2 separate regions of the Homo sapiens genome follow, and region 1 is linked to region 2. The links are chromatin contacts, found by Hi-C in ENCODE. All regions are on one chromosome and are shown on one strand. Each heading gives the region's core, a stretch centred on a gene start or an enhancer-like site at or near the end of the contact. The rest is flanking DNA. Distances are from core to core; before and after follow the strand shown. Region 1 has its middle 160 kb from the start of LINC01807. Region 2 holds the start of PID1 (phosphotyrosine interaction domain containing 1).

Region 1 (2,700 bases), core at 161-2,660, 500 kb before region 2:
ACAGAACTAAATGAGATGAATAGGAGCTTGAATTCTAGATAAGGAGACAAAGATAATGACCCAGGGCCAGGCTCAGATAACCAAGCGCCACTGCTGACAAGACAATGACGGCTGAAACCATGATGGCGCCACCTTTAACTATGGTCTTCTTAGTCATGTGTAATCCAAATAGGCAGGTATTTCTGAAGGCAGACAAAGGTATTTCCTATTTCTAATATCGCTGGTAGCCAATGGTCATAGAAGTTTGAAGCAAAACATCTAAGCAAACACAACACACACATAATTATATTATGGCTCGACATCAACCACTGTCTTTTCTTCTCTATTCAAATTCTATCCTTCCTTTTTTTCCTACTTTATTTTTTTTTGGTCAGGGAAGAGAGAGGAGATGTGTGCTATTTGCTTTGTATACATGCTTTTCTTTGGCTGGTTTCATCATTGATATTTGTAGTGTTTTAAAATCATTTACACAATTTTTTTTTTCAGAGAGGAGATTCAAAATGGGAAAAAATAAAACCAAACAGCAAGGCCAAAATTTGGTTTAAATGTGCTGGCATCTGGCTAAAAAAAAAGTAGAGTTCCACCAAGTTTATTAGTATTAAAAAGAAAATATAATTTGGGGGAGTCTTTCCATTACTTCTATATGAACACATCTAAATTTAGGAAAGTGAAGTGGGCCTAGGCACTTAAAAGGAGGGCTCTTCCCATAGTGGGCTCTGAATAAAAATATTGCTGAGGGTCAGAACAACCAAGAAAAGTGGGAAGAAAAGAGTGAAATACATTTATCAGAAATGTTTATAAAATCAACAGGATGCCAATAAAGTTGTATCACCTTCAGTTTCAATGTAACCATGAGTGAAATATTCTAGACATGGCTGGTTAACATGTCTTCTTAAATGGAAAAAAATGGAGGAGTATCAATTAGGTATCAACAATATTTATTGAAGCAAATGTTACAAATTTTTCATATTTAGAGTGTATTCAGTACATTTTTAATATAGAAAGAGTGGTTATAGTCTTATAACACAGAGGTATTTGCATTTTTAATATTAAAGAGTAATTGAGATATTTAAGTTTAATGAATAAGAAACACAATTCTTCGGCAGCATTATGGTGTTAATTTTTAGATTTTTCTCCCTAAAAGCTAGAATTTAAGAAAACAACCACTTCCCTTTGAGTTATGAAACCACATTTGTAAGTTCTGTGTAAGGTGAGAGTTTTCTATTTGTCTTTGCACATAAGTTGTATCTGACTGACTCCCGTTATTAAGCTGTCCCCAGCTCACCGCACATCAGGACTACTCCCTTGCTTCAAGCCAAGCTCAGCTCATACAAAATTAGTATGTACAAGATGAGCAACATCAATCTAGTACAAAGAGGCGAAATAGAATATGAAAGCAAGGCACATGCGGAGGCATCTGCTTCAAACTGTTTGGACTCCTGGCCTTCCAGGGGTATTTGCCAGACATGTGGAAATATTAACTGAACTAAGATTTATGCCTACTCGCTCCTCTCTGTCTGCTGCACACTTCTTCCATGAAGTAAATCTGTTTTCTAACTTCAGTCTGTCTGATGACCAGGCAAGAAGACAGAAAAAAGCCTAGATAGGTTTTTAATCAAAGGGAAATATCAATCCCTCACTTGATCCAAATATAGAAACTTTGAAGAGAAAAATAAAACCCTCATATTATTTCTAGTTAAACATTATTTGTAGTCCTTTGAAGACACTGTATTTTCTTATTTGCAAAATTGGCCTACTTTAAGGGTTCTTTGTTGAGTCCCTAAAAGAACAGAATGTCTTGTTCATTTACATACAGTAAACAGATGTCTCTTCCAAGCAGCACAACATTGGGAAATAATTTTGAAACTCAATCCATTCATTGTAGCTTTGGAAATCCTGGCTAACAAGAATCCCAAAAGGATGCACTGCCAGTTGTTTATATGAGTGGATTATGTTATAAAAACATGTTTATGAGAGATCATTCATCTTTTGTTTCCTGCATACTGAGTTTCAGTTTAACTACTATTTCAGAGACAAGCGTTATGGGCTTCTATTATTTATCTATTTGTGTTGTGATAAAACTGGAATTCATAAACAGACTGGCAGTATACATGTCAAGCTTTCTTTATTGTCCTGGTTCAGCTTTACTTCGGAAGTTGAAAATAAAATCTGAAAGAGAAATACTTTCTTCCGTAGGTCATTGTTTAATCTTCATTGGTCTGGTAGAGATCATTTTCTCTGTGTCTTTATTCTGGAAATTATGGGAAAAAATCTTCCAACTGCTCTGGATTTTTTTTTCATTCTCATCAATTATCTGGGCAAGTCAGCTATGTGTTATTTGAATCCCAAATAGTACAATAATTTGTACCTTAATGCTAAAAGTCAGCAGATCCTAGAGTAGAAAGTAACAGTGGATATAAAACATTACTCTATGGAATGATTGCTAAGGTATTCATAGGTTTGTTTTGATTTATTTTGTTTTAACAACCTAGCAAACTAGGTTCACCAAAACCAAGCAAACATGAATATGCAAACTAATTGTAGAACTGAGCAAATATACAGAAACTACTTCCCTTGCTCTGGTTCTGACTTCTCATGACAGGGGAAGAAGACACATCCTAAAACAATCCTAGAATAAGATCCTTTGTGAAAGTTGGTTTTGTGCTCTCAGATGGTTTCCCAAGAAAGTCTCCACTCTAG
Region 2 (2,700 bases), core at 1-2,500:
CTCCAACCTAGCCAGGGCCTGGCCTCATTGTCCTAAGTCTTCAGATGCACTCAGCCTCCAATGGTGCTGTATTTTACCAGTTAAACACGTCTTCAAAGTTTACTACGAAACAATGTGGCTCCTAGCTTGCCAAAAGTTTAACTGCAGGATTCAGTGGATTTTATCTGGCAGAGTAGCTGCCGTGACTCTTGACAATATTTGCCAGCAAAAGGCAGTCCTCAAACCTTGCAACCAGGGCAATCCCAAGGCCCAACGTGTCACTGAAGGAGTTCTTCTGGGAAAGGTCCCTCTTTCTCTTCAATCGCCTCCCGCAAATCCCCAGCTTCCAGAATCCAATTCAAGGCAGTCTGGCATTTCAGGAGACAGCAGTAAAAAACTTTTGATGGGATAACCCAGGACATAAATATTCCTGGCTGAACCTACTTTTGATTCTTAAATATCTGAAGGAGCTTGGGTTTAAGGAAGATAAAGGGAGAGAACCAATGAATAGGGAAAAATAAAATAAGTAGCATACCATGACCAAGCCAAACCAAGCTTGATATTTCCACATTATATTGGCAAATGGATGCTTTCACATATCACTTGTTCTGTCTTTCCTGGTGACCACAAAAAAAAAAAAAAAAAAAAAAAAATCTGGCTTCAAAAATCCTAACCCCAGACCACTGCATTGTGTCAGTGGAATGCAATCTAAATTGCCAGTCAGAAAGTCCAACCTTATATGTACCAACCAACACGCACACAAGCACCTCCAAGCCAAAAGTTGTAACGCCTGAACCCGTGCGTTTATCAATTTCATCATCCCCATACCCCTGCCGGGTTCCTGGCGCTGGGTAAACCGACAGCATCATGTTGCCATCGATGCGTCTTACAAGATGGTTTTGGGCAAATCCCCTAAAGTAGGCAGAAGCAAAAACTAGGTTCCTCTGCCCGGGCACCTCCTCCTCCAGGCTGGCCCCCGGCTCCCGGGTGCCCCTTACCTGCAGGCGCTCCGTGGCCGGCTGCCACATCTTCCAGCCCTGGGTTTTGGCAGAGGAGACGCTGGCGAGACTGTCGATCGCGCCGGGGGGCGAGGGGCTGGGGTCCCGCTTTACATCTGGGGTCGGTGTCCGCGGGATGTGCGTCCTGGCGCTGGCCACCGCCGCCGGGTGGGCGTAGGGGGCTGCGAGCAGGAGGAGGCGCGGCGCTCAGCTGCCGGCAACTTGTGGGCACGGCCGCGCGCCGGCTGTCCTGGCGCAGCTGCGAGAGGACTGCGCAGCTCCGCCCGGGCCCGGCGAGCGCGCGGCGGCGGCGGGGGCGGCCGCTCCCTCCTCCCCCGCCGCCGCCGCCCGGACCTGCGCGCTCTGAGCATGCCCGGGGCGGGCGCCCAGGGGCCGCGCGGGGCGGGAGTGCAGCGCGGCCGACTCTAAATCCTAGTGAGGGGTGAATGGGGAGGCTAGAACAGCCGGCCCTTCCCTGCAGGAAGCCCCCATTGGGTTGGGGTCTGGGAAAAGGGACAGACTGGCTGAGGGGGGAAGGGCCTGGAGCCGGGGGTGGTGGGGGCAGCGGGGATGTCGGGGGTGGCGGGGGTGGGGGAAATTCCTAAAATAAGGAAACCGTAGCCCCGGGGGTCCCGGGTTTCCATATAACAGGCATCTCTGAAGTGCCTGTGCTGTGCCTGGCGCTGTGCTAGGGAGACACTTCCATTCATTCTTCCCACTCCAGTTAACTGAGCATCTATTAGGCTCCAGCCCCTATGCTGGGTTCTGAGGATGCAGCGACGCAGAATAGAAGACAAGAGAATGTTCCTTCTCTCTGGAGCTTACCTTCTGCTTTGGAGAGAGAGTCGTGACTGAGCAAACACATCAACAAGCCGGTGCTATATCGGGTGGTGATAAAACAGGGCAGATGTGGGAAGAAGGGGAGAGGAGAGCTTCTTAGACAAGGGCCCTGGGGAATGCCTGGAGTAAGACCTGAGAGATGAGAGGGATTGGCCACGAAGAGGCCATGCTTCATGATGGGGAGAGGACTCGACTCCTAACCTATACAGGGGTGAGGAGGGCCATGCAGACTCCCGAATCACTAACTCATCCTGAGATCTGCCAGGTGCAGCAGGAGGCTCTCAGAACCCAAGGGAAAGCCGCTCTGGGCTCGCAGGCCTGGAGGCTCCCCGGCTAGTGCCGGCCACCATGAGATGACTTCCTGTCCTAAACAGGCCAGCCCTTCCCATTCTCTTGACAACTCGGCAAAATAACTATTAATATTTTCACCATGTGGATCAAACAAATGAGGCTTATAAGGTTTAGGTCACTTGTCCAGGTCACACAGCCAGTGAGTGGCTTAGAGAGTGCACAGTCAGATGACTTCAGGGCAGGAGATGTGGCCCTGCGCCTCTAACTGACCATGGAAACCCAGTGGAAAGAGCATCCGTCTAGGGCTGGGGGTTAAAGGCACTTGGCAAGTCAGGGATACTAAGCTGATTCTCGAGCTGATGAAGAGTGGGAGAGGAGAACATGGTGGGAAGAACTCAGGACATAGAATGACCAAAGAGAGGAGCAGAGAGAACACAATGTTTGTGGGGAGCCCTAGGCTCCTACAAGGCAGGGTCCTGAGAGCAGAGGGGTGTGAAAGAGAGGCATTTCATACTGAGACAGCTGCACAGCTTGGGCCGTGAGCTACTCATGCAATGTCAAAATCCACACTCCATGTCTGGAAGGAGGATCT

What was found. A loop is a pair of places that touch in the nucleus more often than their neighbours do. Pooled maps may share reads with other maps.
Region 1: a map of prostate gland shows a loop between it and region 2 (4-fold over the local background). The contact joins the enhancer-like site here to the promoter of PID1 in region 2. A Hi-C loop is called at or near these places in 1 of 168 maps with a recorded cell type or tissue (prostate gland) and 6 of 50 pooled maps.

Annotation. Positions count from the first base shown.
Region 1 is chr2:228,770,078-228,772,777 of GRCh38, forward strand. No RefSeq gene overlaps it. Among named protein-coding and RNA genes, the nearest start is that of LINC01807, 160 kb to the left of the region's middle. Within about 2 kb of position 1,411, at least 6 of the 41 ENCODE cell types and tissues checked have a DNase peak (open chromatin) inside an H3K27ac peak, as active enhancers do.
Region 2 is chr2:229,270,037-229,272,736 of GRCh38, forward strand. PID1 (phosphotyrosine interaction domain containing 1) reads right to left here and starts at 1,251. Exons shown (of 3, transcript NM_001100818.2): 1 at 978-1,251. The coding sequence starts at 1,007.